Linked DNA regions of Mus musculus: region 2 is linked to region 1. Evidence: chromatin loops called from intact Hi-C (ENCODE). Cell type or tissue: left cerebral cortex. All regions are shown on one strand.

Region 1 (8,000 bases):
CACTCAAGTGCCATCAGACCCGCTGGCACAAAGCCCAAGATGCAAGTTACAGATGGAACCTTAAACTTCTGCTACCACTGGGGGTGGGGGGAGGACGACAGGAGGGACCACGTGGCCCGATTTAATTGATCTCACAGAGCCAAAATATTATCAGTTCAAGATGTCACCAACGTGAAAATGGCAGAGATATTTCACATACTTCTTCCTTTCCGTGCTAAGACACTGGAATCCAGAGAGCCTCTGATTTCTCTGGCACCACATTGCCCAGACCGGCCCTAGACTGGGGCATTACAGTCCCATGAGCTGGCTAGAGGGGTGCTCTACCCTGTACCCCATTACTGCTCTCAGTTCAGAGCCACTGACTCAGAAGTCTTCTTGGAGAGCCTGGCCACTTGTAGTACCAGATCTACAAGCCACATTTAGGGGTGGAGAGAACCCAGCTCATGAAAGCCATGCTTCCTGTTGAGGGACTGGAGGGGCTGTGGTTAAGGGCACATTCAGTTGCTCCAGAGGAGGGCTGGGAGTTTGGTCTCCAGCACCCATGTCAGACAGCTCACAAGTGCCTGGGACGCAAGCTCCAAGGGGCCATGTGTACTCCTGTGAAGGGACCTATGCACACGCAAATACTTTTAAAAAAAAAAAAAGTCGGTCAACCAATCAAAGGTTTTAAAAGGGTATTGAGGAGCCACGTATAGTAGAGGGTAGGAGGTGCAGGAGTTCAGGGCCAGCCTCAGGTTCATGAGAGGCCAACCTGAGCTACAGAAGACCTCTCTGTAGAACAGCCCTGGCTGTCCTGGAACTCACGTTGTAGACCAGGCTGGCCTTGAACTCACAGAGATCCGCCTGCCTCTGCCTCCCCAGTGCTGGGATTAAAAGTGTGCACCACCACCGCCTGGCTGACCTTGTCCTTTTTAAAATATTTATTTATTTTTATTTTATGTATTTGGGTATTTTAACTTCCTGTATGTCTGTGCACTACGAGTGTGCAGTGCCTTAGGAGGCCAGAAGAGGGGGTTGGATCCCCCTGGAACTGGAGTTACAGATGGCTGTGAGCGGCCCTGTGATGCTGGGGTAACCTCAGTCCTTTGGAACAACGGTAAATGCCCTTAACTGCTGAGCCATCTCTCCAGCTTGAGACCTGATCTCTCTCCCTCCCCCTCCCTCCCTTCCTCCCCCCCCTCAGAAGGTGGAAGTAGCTAGTTAGTAAAGCGCTTACATGACATTCATGAAGCCTTGGTTTGAACACTTCATATTCAGGACATGGTGGCACATTCCTGTAATCCCAACACAGCATGTGGAGGAGGAGTTCAGGGTTATCCTCGGCTACATGGTGAGTTGGAGGCCAGTCTGGGCTATGTGGAACAATAGGCTTCAAAAAAGTAAAATAAAAATCACAGAGATGCAGAGCCGTGTCCCCAGGTTCACTGTCAGGGAGAGGGGAGTTTGTCGTAAGGAATCAACTCAATGAATACCTGGCCCCACACCATGTAGACTGTGCCAAAGACACCATCAGCTCGCTCCTGGATGTCCCTTCTCATTCACACTGGCTTGAAGGGGCATGGGAGAAGGAGCCCAACCCAGGGGGAGCCAGCTGCTGGCCTGGCTCACTGTGCATTGCCAGACACCCAGGGCTGAGGAGCTCAGAGCCATTTCTGCGTAGAGGCCCCTGAAGCTTGGGCGTGAGGAAGACTTGGGAAGGAAGCAAACCAGGGTCCCATCAGCTGGATTCAGAAGGAGGGGGGTACCGAAGCAGAAAAGAGCAAGAGAGGAGGAGGTGACAGACACCCAGGCTACTTCAACTCCTGCCCTTCCGGTGCCTGGGTCTCCATCCACACTTTGGCTTCCGCTCCATGTATAGCCTTCCAACAGCTAACGCGCCAAGCTGTGTTTATTTATTCTAAAGTCACATAGGAGTACACTTTAAAAATAATTCAGAGGGCTGGAGACATGGCCCAGTGGTAAAGAGCACTGACTGCTCTTCCAGAGGTCCTGAGTTCAAATCCCAGCAACCACATGGTGGCTCACAACCATCTGTGACAAGACCTGATTCCCTCCTCTGGTGTGTGAAGACAGCTACAGTGTACTTACATATAATAAATAAAATAAATCTTTAAAAAATGATTCAGAGAGCGAGAGCGAGCAGATTACTGGCTACCAAGGGTGCTGGCTCCTTAGGATGTGGGGTTCCCACTCTATGAGATGAAAAGACCCCGCAGGCAGTTCAGAACCAAGACCATTTATATTACGACCAGGGGTGGGGGGACTGCTTTACATTGCACGAGTATTGGAAGCCCAGGATAGCCCAGACTCTGGGTCCTCCAACCTCAGTTTCCCCGATGCCATGATGACAGGTATATACCACTCCCAGCTGGAAAAACATGTGCTTAAAGAAAAAAAGAATTGGAAGTTGGGCTAAGGACACAGCTGAGTTGGTAGGACACCCTGCTAGCACGCGAGAAGCCCTAGGTTCAATCCTCCCAGCACCACACAACCCACCTGTGGTGGCAAATCCCTATAATCTCAATGTTCTGGAGGTAGAAGCAGGAAGATCAGAGTTCAAGGCCAGCCTTGGAACAAAGCCTGGGCAATACAGGAAACCATATCTTTAAAAGCAATTTTTTAAAGAAGTAGATGCATTTTTAGTTTCCTTGACCCAATTTATTTTAGCATTTTTATGCCTTAGAAGTATCACGTCTTAAGACACACCAGGCTGACCAATGACCTGTCCTCAGCCCGAAAGTGCCATGACTTTACTCATCAAGGCAACTTTTGGGTCTGAATACAGAGTGACATAGAGTGTGACCCAGATGAGCCAGCCACAATCACAGGTGTCCCGGACCACAGAGAGGCAGAGGAGGCCTGATTAGCATATGAGGTGACCACAATGCGACAGAGGCAGAGATCATCAGAGCAAGCCAGAGGTGCCAGGAACCACCAGAGCAAGAAGAGGCCAGGGACAGATCTCTGGAGGCCCTACAGGAACCCACCTTTCCACACTCTGGCTTCAATCTGGCTTAGATTTCAGACCTTCATAACCCTAACACAATAAATGTCTGTGGGTACAAGCTACACGGTTTGCACAAACCCACTTTCACAGCCATAGGAAGTTCATGTGGCCCACAGGAACTTAAAGGTTAGGCAGCAGGGCAGGTTCACTCTCAAGCCATCCCTCTGGATCCTCAGAGGGCTCCTGGGATCTTACTTCCAAGCCGGGCTCACATCTACCAAGCCTTATCCCAAAACTGATGAAGCCCCTCCCTCTTTCCAGGCACCTGGCCAAGGTGTGGCAGCTAAAAAGCCCACTCCCCACTGCACCCCCCGCTGAGTCCGTGCAAGGGCTCCCAGGCTCTGGGGACAGCACACAAGGTCCTTCTCGATGATACCAGAGGTGTCTCCACCTCCCCTGAAAGCAATGGTGAGCCTCGTACAGACTTATTTCAGAGGGTGACACCTGCCAGGAAGCACAGGACACCCACGCTCAACTCTACATGCAGTGCCAAGCCAGCAGGAAAAGGAGACAAATGAACGTGTGGTCGTGGTCCACGTGTATACATACACACACACACACACACACACACACACACACACACACACGCACGCACGCACGAGTGTGCATCCTGTTCTCTTCTGGTTAGGCACAATGCTCACCTTCCTGCCCACGGTCTTCCAGCCACCCAGGCAACAGCTCAGGAGTACAGCAGATGCTTCCAACTGAATGCCAAGAACAACACCACCCCTCCCCCCGTCCACCCCTCTGAGGGTCTAGCGCTGGAGAAGAGGCAGGGCTGGTACTTGCAAGTGTTGCTGTGTGGCAAGTATGGGTGTCCTGGGGTCCTATACATGTACCTTCAAGGCTACACGTCCCCGAGGTGGGGAGACACTGCCAAATGGCCTTGAGGGAAGGCCAGAAGCAGGATTAAGGAGGGAGGGAGGGAGGGAGGGGGGAGAGGCCCCTAGAGAGCATCTTACCACTGAAAACAGTGGCTTGCAATGGATTCTGGGTGTTCAGGTCCTGTCTGGGCCCAGGTGAACTGATGCCAGCCCAATCTCCAGAGCAGAGTTGCAGGCTCTCTGACCCCCTGCCTCCCCCAACTGTCCACTCTCAATAGCCCAGCCCCTTGGCCCACTCATGTTCCCCTCTTTCCAGCACCCACTCACTTCTTGGCTGGCCATCTGGCTTCTGCCCACCATGTATCACCAGGACTCACTCTGGGAGGTTCCCCACTGGCTCATCTCCAGTCACACCCAGCCTGAGGCAGCCCTTGCGGGACCATCCTGGGATCTCTTTCCCTTTCACATCTCATTTTGGCTTCCGGGCGTGATCTCCCCTCCCTTCTGCCTCTTCCGTGTTTCTGGTTCCAACCCCTGCCCAGCTTTGATCCATCTCTCCAGTGGGTTCTCTGAGGCCACACCCCTCCTCCCTCTACAGGCCATGTTCTTCCTGGAGAACCCACATGCCTGAGATACTAGGTCCTACTGCTCAGGCCCTGCCTGCACCCCTCAGTCCTGGGACCTTCCTCTTCAGATTCCAGGGCCCTGTCCCCCCAGCCCTAATGCTTAGCTTTTGCAATTTTACAGCAGCCCCTTCCTGCCACGCCCCATGCAGCTGGTGGCCCTATAACCAACCATTCCTCGATTCCTCGGTGGTGTCTACTTCCTGTCTCCCTCCTTCCCCCCCCCCCCCCAACAACTTCCAGTACTACAGTAGATCTCCTCCTTGGGTCTGAGTACCCCTGCACCCTGGCACATCCAACCTCAGCCAGCACTGTTTCCTAAGAACCCTATTCCTCAGTTGGCCTCCATGGTCTCCCAGACATCGCCACCTCCAGGGAGCACTCTCCCCGTTCATTCACTACCACAGGTGAAACTCCTCCACCCCCAGCCTGGGTCTCTCCGAGGCCTGGAGGCCTGGCCGCTAACTCAGCAAGCCCTGCCCCCTCTTGGTTTCCTAGGTAACTGAGTTCAGAGCAAGTCTGTGGCCCTAGGCAGCATGGGCCCATTTCCTTCTTTCTGAGAAGCCCCACCCCTACCCCAGTCAGAGAGCAGCACCCAACTGCGGGCCTTTTTCCTTCTCGAAAAGCTAACATTAAGCAGGGCATGGTGTTGCACATCTGTGATTCCAGCTGAGGCAGGAGGATTGAGTTCTGAAACTAGCCTGAGCTACACAGCAAGACCTTGTCTCAAACTCACAAAACCCGTGTCAGCCTTCGTAAGCCTCGTGTCTTCTGTGACACTGTATGCTATCTTAACTTGAGGTGTGACCCTGGAGTCTGCAGCCAACTGTCTTACCTCAGTGTGATTGCCACCCTACCTTGTAGATCAACTCTAGCACGCTGCCACCCCATCCTTCAGGCCCTTCACCTCACCCCGACCAAATGCAGCCAAACCCCCACCAGGCCCACAAATTTCCACTGCTCAGACGAGGCTAAAAGCATCCAGGTGTCTAGCCCTGTGGGCTCCTCGGTGTAGAGAGAAGGGTGGCAGATTGGGGACACCAGGCAGGACAGGGCCTCGCCTTCCCACCCTGCAGCCAGGACAGAATCTACATACCTGAGGTGCTCAGGTGCTGGGTTTGTTTTTTTGTTTTGTTTTGGTTTGGTTTGGTTTGTTTTTTTCGAGACAGGGTTTCTCTGTGTAGCCCTGGCTGTCCTGGAACTCACTTTGTAGACCAGGCTGGCCTTGAACTCAGAAATCCGCCTGCCTCTGCCTCCCAAGTGCTGGGATTAAAGGCTTGCGCCACCACCGCCCGGCCAGGTGCTGGTTTTTAAGGCAAACTACCTGTTTCAGTGTGTTCAAAGGCACCCCAGGCCTGGGTGATGAGAGTGGGGAGCAGGAAGGGAGAGCTGTCCCTTTGGGCTCTAAAAATGGACTCAGTAAAGTCTCACTCTAAACCACACAGCACTGCCCATGTAATACCTACAGGGGATGGGACCCCCCATCAACAGAGGGCAGGACCCCTGTCATCCAGGAGACTTCCTGGATGTGTGGCTGGGACTGAGAACTGCTGGCTTAGGACCAAATGTGGATACACACACACACACACACACACACACACACACACACACTCTCTCTCTTCTCAGGGCTGCGCTACGCTCGGCTGAGAGCAATGAGACCCTAGGAGGGTATCATTCAGAGCTGGGACACTCGCCACCTCCCCCTTGGGTAACCTCTGTATCCTCTGTGGAAAATGTGCCTGGCCCGGGGCTACCAACCCTGTTTATGAGTTACAGAGGAGTGTGAGAGTCCCAACTGGGCGAGCGCGAAACTCTCTAAGAGGGGGTTTCTCATCTGCTAGGGAGGAAGGCGGACATTAGGGGAGAATGGCAAGATGCCATGGGCAGACTGGCTTAGTGGAGGATCCATGAACAGCCGCCTCCTGGGATGGGGAGGAGGGTGGAGGGTGGAGGGCGTGGTCATAGGCAGCTAGGAAGAAGGGTGTGGCAGTGAGCCTGCACAGACCAATGTTCCCTGTTACAAGACAGGAGTAAGTAGAAACTTCTGCCTGCCAGCTATGTGTGTCTGGGCTTGAAATGGTGATGTCACGTGCAAAAGCATTAACATTGTCCCCACTGAGAATTTCAACCCTGTGTACAAAGGCTGGAGACCTGGGTGCCTCACAGACGCAAGCCCTAACACAGAAGTCAAGACGACAGGCTGGGAAGATGGTTCGGCAGGTGAGAACACTTGTTACAGAAACAAGAGGACCTGAGTTTGACTCCCAGAACCAGCATAAAAGTCACACGGGCACCTAGAACCCCAGTGCTGTGGGAAGCAGAGATGGGGAGATCGTGGGGCTCCCTGGCTGCCAGCCTTGCTCCAGGCCCAGTGAGGGACCCTGCCTCAAGGGTAGAGTGACAGAGCACCCCCCTCTCTCTGGCTTCCACTCAAGTGCGCTGGCACATACACACTTGTACCATGTACAGCTGATAGAGTCAAGATGGCACAAGATGGTGACTTGAGGCAACAAGAGTTTTCAAATCTAGACCTCATAAGCAAGGGACTTGAAGGGGCAAAGGCTTTGCAAGTCCCGGGGAAGTCCCTCCAGGGTATCAGGGAGGAGGAAGGGCTAGAGACATGGCGGTGGCAAGTGTCAGAGTGCCCCTTGGCATGTCCAGTCCAGGACAAGATGATCACAGTGGCTGGGCTGCATGGAGCTGGTCCATCCACTCCCCGCTCAACTCAGAGAGACGCGATCTCACGGCCACTGGTGTCCCAGCTTTGCAAGAGCGAGCTCTCCGAGAAGGGAGGAATGGACCACGGGCACCTCCTGTCACAGGCCCAGCATCTTCAGCCACAGGAGCCAGCAGAATTCCACAGGTGGGGCTCAGAGAGGGAGACTGGGGGTCGGGTGGAGTGAGGATGGGGGGTGTGGACAATGACACGCAGCAAGCGGGTCTCGGGTCTGTCCACACTGACTGACATCCTGAGGGCTTTTTGCTGCCAGGGAGAAGAGCATTTCAGATAAGGAGTGAGAACTCGGGCCTGTGACCTTTTCATGACCCTATCTGTATAACTGCAAGCCTGAGAAGAACACCCAAGTCAAGAATGGAAACAGGTGGGCCTCTCCACCTGTGAAAAGGGGAACTAGAAGTTTTGTTCCCAGTTTCTTTCCCACCAGAGGTGGGAAGGGAAACTGTCTTCCAGCCTGAGCTGGTAGTAATCTAGAAGCATCTAGAAAGTTCCAGAGCTGCAGTCACACCAGAGAATTCCTCCAGGCTTTCCAGAATCCGGTCACCTTCCTGGCTGTGTGTTTGGTGACTAATGGACGGACACCAGCTTGTCATCTCTCTGAGCCAGAGGTCAGAAGCTGAACTAGGTCAGGGTGTCCACAGGTTCCTAACTGCAGGTTCTGGGTTGAATCTGTTTTCTAGCACTTTCTACCTGTCCTTCCTGATTCTTGGTCCTTCCTTTTCCTTTGGCCTGGCCTTTCTCACACTGCAAAGCTGGGACACCTCTCCAGCCCCATTGTGAAGGACCCTCGAGTAGCATTGGGCCGGGGG
Region 2 (8,000 bases), 60 kb after region 1:
ACCAGGCTGGCCTCAAACTCAGAAATCCACCTGCCTCTGCCTCCCACGTGCTAGGATTAAAAGTGTGAGGCCAGCTACTCTTCACTGCAGGAAGCCCTAGAGTCCTTGAATCCCCCTCAGCAGTGAGGCAATGATTCCCAGGAGCCGGGAGTGTCTGGAAATCTCAGAATTCATCACACAGAAGGCCCAAGGGCATTAATTAAGAGGTCAGATCTACAGCTACCTGCAAGCAACAGGCCTTTCCTCTAGGGAACAAAGTGGCACCTGGGTCCAGCTATCACCACCACCTTGTCCCAGAGGTGTCTACATGACCCCTGATTTCTTGGTCACCTCTCTATCGAGGGGGAAAGGGACCACAGGCTGTCCAGGGCCCAGTGCAGAAGAGCCTCCCTGGGACAGCGGAGAAAAGTCTTGCCACTCAGATTGGAGAGTCTGGGCTTCTGGGCCAGATCTGTTTCAACAAACATCAAGGACTCTCAGGATTGTTCTGGGGGTGTAAAACTGATTACAGCAGATGCTGGTGAGAAGAACAGGCCAGCGGCTGGCACTTGAAGAGGCTTTTGTTACACAAGGACCCAGCTTGTAACTGTGTTTGCGATAACAGATCTGGCCTCCATTCAGGAAGAACATACCATCCAGTTGCCCCACGCTTCTGCTGACCGGAAAAGGAGAGAGAAAGGGGTGACTCCTCCAGCTACCCAGTCACAGACAGTGATGGGTCTCAGAGTCACCTCGTGGGGGAGGGGTGGGTAGTACCGATGACTCAAAACCCTTGATGTTGGGAAGTGGGAAAGTAGGAAATAGTAAAAGACCTTTGGCATCCCTAGGGAATGGGATTGGGGGGGGGGGTGTTCCTTGAAAGGAAACCAAAGATAGATACTGGGACACAAGATGTTCATGTCTTTCAAGGGTCCTGCCACCTCTCAGTCCCCAGGGATGGAAAAACCAAGTCTGAATCCCACCAAGACCTCCAGTTATGATCACAAGTGTGGCCCGTGCTTCAGATGGGGGTGGGGTGGGAGGTGGGGTGGGGGGAGGGGACAGGGTGGGGGATATATGGGGACAGCTGGAATAAAACAGACGGAAAATGAGAGGCGAAATGAGTGTCCAAGACAGTTGCGACCAAGACTGAGACCCGAGCCCAGTTGGCACACCTACTCCAGCACACACAGCTACAGGCTGGATCCACTAGCCCCACAGGCACACAGCACTGACCTGGGAATCCTAACCCGTCATGAATCACTTCCCTCTGCCCTGTAGGGCAGGCTGTTCCTGCCTGGTACAGCTGCTAACGCCAAACCTCCTTGGGGGCAGGCAAGCAGGCTCTCTGCTATATTAAAACAAACAAACAAACAAAACAAACAAAGAAAAAAACAAAACAGAGATACACATGGCTCAGAACTAGCCAGCCATGTGCCAGCCGGAGCTCCCTGGGGGGAGCACCTAGGTCCTTTGTGCTCCATCTCATGAGCCCATCTGTCCAGCCTCACAAAGGGACTATGGGCCCCAGTGGCTGTAGCCAACTTGGCTCTTTTCTCCCTCCTCCAACTATCTGGCAGAGCCACATACACCCCGCAGGAAGCCTGAGCAAAAACTAGGGGCTCCTCCAACTGAGCCTGGCCAAGCTAGCATCAGGGAACACCTGACCCTCTGTGGCTGGACCCCCTCTGAACATTCACTGTAAACTGGTCCCTACATGGCCCAACTTCCTAGCAGTCTCATCCTGAAATCTCAGCTCCTTGCTCTGGACAGAAGGCCCTCTTCTTTCCCTGTCACAATCACAGCTCTCCTTTGCCTCAAGGTCTTGTCTCCCCATTCCCAACTTCTCCCTGCGAGTCTCTTACTACTTTTCCTGCCTGGATTCAGACTGCCAGCTTCTCTCACCCATGCTAGGCTGAGTCATACTCTCTCCACATCCCTTTATCTGCCTAGCTGCCCAACCCCCCACTCCCTTTCTGCACATCAACTCAACTCTGTATTCCTAGGACACTTACTTAGGAGGTCACTTTTCGGGTCGTTTATACAAAGCACAAAGCTTCTCTTGCATAAGTGTACACGTGCGACACACACTCACACACGCACTTTCACTAGTGATAGCCCGGGCTAGTAATCTCTGGGGACTCAAAGCCCTGAACCCATTCCCCATCTGAGCTTTTCGGAGTTCACAGTAGGAAGACTGGCATGCAGGAGGGCAGCATGCTCAGCAGGCCCGGCTTCCTCAAGACTGCCAACCTCTATACCAGGATGCTCTCAATGTGGCCATTGTCTTGAACTAAATTTGAGGGTCAAGAAGCTGGCTTGGGAGGCAGCCCAGTGAGGGCACCACTCAGCGAGTAAGGAGTTACACAGAGAAACCAAAGAGGCAGGGGCAGCTGGCCTCCACAATGCAAAGAGAGCCAGCTTCTGAGACCTTACAACCCCCAAACTTCTCCTCCCCAACAAAACTTCTGCAACATTCTGCAGAAACCCTGTCCCCAACTCCTTGGGGGATGAAAGCAGACACCTGAATGCCCCCTGGGTCCGAGCAGAGAGCAAACACAGAGACCAGAACCCGGAAAAGGTAGTGCCCCCCCCCACCAGGTCCTCCACCCCCTCCTCATCCCCCTTCCCGCTCAGACCTTGCAGAGAAGGGAACTGACTGGCTGACTTTCAGATACACTTCCAGGAGAATGAAAGGCTCCAGGGCAAAGGAGAGGTGCACAGAGGGGCAACCCAAGGAGCTAGGACAGTCCCTAGGACATGCAGAAGGCACAACAGCACGGAACAGGTCTGGGGAGACCTTAGTATAGACATGGACTCCAAGAGGTCCAGGTGGTTGGGGGCACAAGATCTCCTAAGCAGCGACTATGCCTTGATTCAGCACAGATACTTGCTCCCACCACTGAGGTGACCAAGTGGGTATGATATTCCAGGCTCCTAAAGCCTGTACCTGCCAATACACAACTCATCAGCAACCACCCGCCCCCCGCCCCCCGCCCCCCACCCACTTCCTGACACATAGCTAATCACCTAACTCAGAGATAAGGCTGACCTCAGGTGGGCTCAGGACAAACCCCCTGGTTCCAGTCATGGGGCCTGGAGCACCCCCAACTGGTCACTTGAAGAGCCTGAAACCTGGCCGTCTTTAACTATGTGAAGCCCTTCCTCCCTCGCTCACAGCCCACCAGAGGGCTCTGCCTAAGGCTGCCTGAGAGCCCCTCAGAGGGGCGGGGGCTCCGGGCCCGGCAGAGTCAGGCCCGCCCCTCGGAAACCCAGCCCCAGACGCGCGCGGGACACCATTGTGTAAGCCTCCCTTTCCACTGGCTTTATTTACTCCGGAGGGGGACGCAGGACGAGGGGCCACGGCACCGGCAGTGGCAGTCACGAGGCCTCTGGAAAGCCCGCGCATGCAAGCCCAGGGCGGAGATGGAAGGCCCACCCTTGGAGGAAACGGCCCCCAAGTATCTTTGCACTTTGTAAACTCAGGACAAGAGGCGAAAGTGCTGTCCTTGTGTGAGCGCACAGGCCCCCTCTCTCCCAAAAGGCTCTTCTCTCTCTGATGGATAAAGGTGTCCCAGGCCTGGATCGGGGGTATTGGACATCCCACCCTGGACCCTGAGACTCGCCGGGCCGGGATCCCCTCGGGTGCATGGGGCCTGCGGGCCGATCAATTTGGCAGCCCTTGCCAGCCCCGGGACTGGGCTCAGCCCCAACCCCGGAGCTGGCGTGGGGGAGGGGAGGAGGTCCACCCTGAGGATTCGGCCTCCCACTGGATCCGAGGAGGGGAACTAACTCCCATGCTGGTGAGAGCTGAGGGCGAGCACCAAAAGAAGAAAACCCACTGGTTTCCAGGGTGGAATTGCGCTCCTGGGGTTGTTCCCAAGAAGTCAAGCCCGCCCTCGAGGAGACGACAGTCCCAGAGCAAAAACAAACAACAATAAAAAGACGAACACCCCAGAGGCAGCATGAACCTGGGATCCCCAGGGGGCGCGTGGCCCCCAACTATAGGGTCTATCATCTACAGGCCCCCTTAATGGGGCTCTCCAACTCGGCAATGCGGGGTCTGGGGCGCAGAGCCCCAGGGTGAGCAAACCGGGGTCTTGCCTCTCCCGTGCTCATCCCGTCCCGTCTCAGGCCCGCCTGGAGGTTCCTGCCCAGCTCGCCAAGCAACCGCTGGGTCGGGCACCCACCTTCAAAGTCTGAAATGATCCCGTCCAGCTGTGCGTTGACCGCGGGGTCGGACATGGTGGCTGGTGCGCAGGGAGTCCCGCGGAGACCGGGCCCTGCGCGCTCCCGCTCCCGGTGCAGAGCTGGCCGCCGGAGCCCCTCGGCCCCCACGGTCGGCTGAATGAATGGGGGAGGAAGGCGGGCGCCGGCCCCTCCCCAAGCACCCGGGCCCCCGCCCCGCCCCCGCCTCCCGGCTGGATCAGGTTCCCGTACCCCAGCCGGCCTCCGCGACTCGGCACTGGCTGTTGCGCCCGCCTGTCAAAACTGGGCCTGGAGGGGATGGAACCAGAGCTGCTTCTACAGGGACTGCAGAGTCCCAGGCACACGACCTGGGCTGCCCCCCCTTCTCCCTTCCTGGCGGGTGCCCAGGGGACCGCGACAGACACGGCCTCGGCCCCTCCCCCTCACGCCCCTCCGCGGCCAGATGTGGGCGGATGTAGAGGATGTGGAGGCCGGGCCACAGCAGCGGGCGGGCGCCGAGGGGGACAAGATTCCTCCCCTTCCCTGGGCGCAGTGCTCTTGCTGCCCGAGGTTTTATTTACGCAGCCAAAGTTCCTGAGTGCCTCCTTCGCATATAAGCACGGGGCCTGCAAGGGTTAAGCTGTAGCGCTAGGCTAGTGTGGGTCTGCAGGACCCTAGACGGTTCACTACAGAGATGAGGGTCCCGGGAGTTCTCAGCATCCACACGTCGAGGACTGCTACCCCCTTGCACCCCCGGGGGTCGCTGCTGCATCCTTTGGGTAAGTGCTACGGAAGGGATAGGGCAGGGAGAGGCGGCCCTTCTGAAGAATCGTTGCAACGCCCCTCCCCCCTTCCACTGTATGGGCTTCCTGAGTACAGAGAGTGGACCACGACCTTCCCTCCAGAAGAGAGAAACCATAGTTCCTAACATCAGAAGGAAGGAAGAAGGCTGCTCCTGGGCTCCTTCCACATCAGTGGGTACCCACAGCCTAGACTTTCTCTGTCCAAGTAGCCTTCACACTTCAGACATCCACCGGGCAAGCAGAGAAAACCACGGGGCTATACAGAAAAAACAAACACTAGTTACCAGGAAGGGTCCCCAGGGATTGGGGGGGTGGGGGGAGGCGGTGTTCACCACTTCCTGGATGAGCCAAGTCTCCTGCCCGCTGGGCACAACCTTAGACCTGGGACCTCTCTGCTCAATCAGGGCTGCATGGATTCATAGCTGGGGACAAGTCCCTGCAGAGTGGGCGAGTGACTCATCCCCTGGTCCTCAGTGTGAGTCCCTGAGCTGTCCTGGGTCTGGGTCTGCTTTCTCCCTATTCCACCATTCTCAGTGAGGGAAGAACAGTGCTGAGACCTGCAGAGGCTGGTGAGGCTGCAGAGGAGAGGAGAAGCCTGGGCTAGGTTTGGTGAGACTTTTTTTTTTAAGCTGCTGGAATAGAGTCCTTCCTATTTCAGAAAATGTGCCCCTCCCTCCCTCCCTCATGCCTCAGATGGTTTAAAAACTATTTTCAACCAAGTGAGCTTTTGGACATGGAAAGTGCAAAACCACGGCCATTTTAGATGCACCCGCACCCCCATCCTTCTGGAAGCCTTACTTCAGGAGCAGTGGGCACCCCTGATGGCTTCTGTCAGGGTCTCAGCCTGCCTGGCAGTCTGACCATCACCAGGTCACCTGCCTATCCCACATTTGGGGGATTTCAGGATCCAATCTAAGAAGCTGAGGCCCTTACCACAAAGCCCTGGGAAGATGCCGGGTCCCTGGGACAGCGTCCAACCTGAGTGGGCGTTGTTCATTGGTGTTTCTTATAAAAAGCACCTGGTACACAGAGACACACCCGAGCGATTGTTCTCCCCAGGGCAAGTGCAGATTAGCAGAGACACAGCGCATTGTTGCTCAGCCTGTATCCAGGCAGAGGAGCCAAGCACACCACAGTGTTCCAATGGAGAGCCAGGGTGCAGGCTTCAAGGAGTTCTCCCCGCCCCCGGGGACTCCATGGGACAATAGAAGTGGGTGCTGACTTCCACAGCCAGAACACCCTTGTCCATTACTCAAGCAACCAACCCAGCCCTCTGCTTCCCTTCCACACTGTAACCACTCCGCCGCCCGAAGTACCAGCCTGGGAACCTGCTAAATGCCCAGGCTCCTCCATCAGCAAAGCCAAGGCAGGTTTGGCCATCCTCCCAATAGGAAATTCACCCTTGTGTCTCTTTTCTTTCGGTCCCATGAGGACAATGGGAAACAGCAGGGTACCTCCCTTCTCACCATAATTACCTTCTGCAAACTCCAGGATAACCCAACTGCCACTTGGCTTTGAACCAGTCCCACCCACCCCCAGCCCCCTCAGCCCCTCTCATCATCCCAGCTGTCTCGGATCACATGTGGTGGCTGTGGCATTCTGGGACTTTCATTAGGTTAGGTGGTCACCCAACTCCCTCTCTATAGTCTTGGGCTCTGGCCTTGAGTTTAGCTGAAGAAAGAACTGTAGGGCTCAGAGGTCTGTAATCCATGCTTCAAGGAGAGGATGCTGTGCTCCAAGCGAAACTCTCCAGAAGGCCTGCCTGCTTGTGGGTGTGCCACGGCTCCCGTCCACCCCAAAGAGATAACATGATTACTGGATGCTCACAAGGAGGCCAGACGTAGCCTAAGGGTCTGTGCTACAGGTGGGCAGATGAGGTTCCCTGGGATCAGCATGTGTCCTGGACTCAAAGGCCAGATAACAGATAGAGAAGAAGTCAGAGACAAGCGCCCTCTGATGTCAGAAGCCGCCACCGAAGCGCAGCAGCCAGAGGCCAAAATTCAACCTAGAGCCTCAGGGGCAGGCTCTCCTCTCTGGAACCATATGGCACACATCCCTGCAGACCCTGTAACATGTGTGGCAGAGAACACCTCTATTGTGCTGTGAAGCCAGCCAATGTATGGCAGTTAGTTCAGCCAGACCTAAGCTCACGCCTGACCCATCAAGTCAAAGAGTCTTAGGATAAAGCTGTCTATGAAGCCACCTGGTGACCTGGTGACCCTGGTGAACTGGACTGGTCCGGCAGCTCACTGTCTTGGGGGAGGGGCTAAGGACCTGAGTCTAGCCGACTTGCAGAGCCAGAAATACAGTCAGACTTTTCTTTTTTCTTTTTTTTTTTCCTTTTTTTTTTTTCTTTTGAACATTGGAAGAAATGGGCTAGAAGAGGAAGCCCGTAGGTTCAGCCCTGGGGAATGGAGCATAAAAAGCCTGGGAAAGAGGGTGCAGGAAGGACTTGCGGAAACAGCCGCTTGGCTTGCACATCAGGATCCCTGACCCCTGAGCCCAGGTACAGCCTCAGCAGGAAGCGACTCAGCAGTGGGGGTGGCCTCCTCAGGGAGGCTGTGGCTCCCTGCCCAGCACTTTGAACAGGATGCTCCAGTCAGTGAGTGACAAGACCAGCCCCCTCATAATATAGTCAAGGGTAGAACCCAACGGCTCAACTCTGTGGGCCTGTATGCACGATATATACATTGTATATGCCATATATACTATATTTATGCTATATACTATATATACACCTATATGCTATATATTGTGCATATACCATACACACACACACACACACATATATATATATACTACACACATACTGTACACATTGTATATGAATTCCATACATACTATATGTGCTGTGTGCACTACTACATATATAATGTATATACCATATATGTTATATATGTCATATATACAGTATATAAACCTATGTACTATATAGTGTATATGCCATATATGTGTGTATGCACTATATGTATACTGTATATATACTGTATATATTGTATATACATTCCATACACTGAATATACACTACAT

The links. A loop is a pair of places that touch in the nucleus more often than their neighbours do. Peaks named below come from ENCODE experiments on the same cell type or tissue, not always from the same donor. Only the 100,000 strongest peaks of a DNase experiment are listed, where the experiment ranks them.
Region 2: it touches region 1 in a loop (1.9-fold over the local background); 14 of 42 quality-filtered maps call a loop at or near these places.

Annotation. Positions count from the first base shown.
Region 1 is chr11:117,322,718-117,330,717 of GRCm38, reverse strand. All of the region lies in intron 2 of Septin9 (septin 9), which reads right to left. Gm34065 (a long non-coding RNA gene) reads left to right here and starts at 3,747. Exons shown (of 4, transcript XR_003949802.1): 1 at 3,747-3,815; 2 at 6,597-6,674; 3 at 7,116-7,317; 4 at 7,445-8,000. It overlaps Gm51932 (a long non-coding RNA gene), which reads left to right. Exons shown (of 2, transcript XR_003949803.1): 2 at 1-644. In left cerebral cortex, CTCF peaks have their summits at 1,001 (motif pointing right) and 4,434 (motif pointing left); DNase peaks (open chromatin) are centred at 3,599 and 4,231; H3K27ac peaks cover 1,367 bases.
Region 2 is chr11:117,262,765-117,270,764 of GRCm38, reverse strand. Septin9 (septin 9) reads right to left here and starts at 4,519. Exons shown (of 11, transcript NM_001113487.1): 1 at 4,170-4,519. The coding sequence starts at 4,224. Gm39478 (a long non-coding RNA gene) reads left to right here and starts at 4,581. Exons shown (of 3, transcript XR_880325.3): 1 at 4,581-4,946. In left cerebral cortex, CTCF peaks have their summits at 3,126 (motif pointing right) and 4,928; DNase peaks (open chromatin) are centred at 4,965, 5,568, 5,758, 5,935 and 4 more places; H3K4me3 peaks cover 3,010 bases; H3K27ac peaks cover 4,419 bases.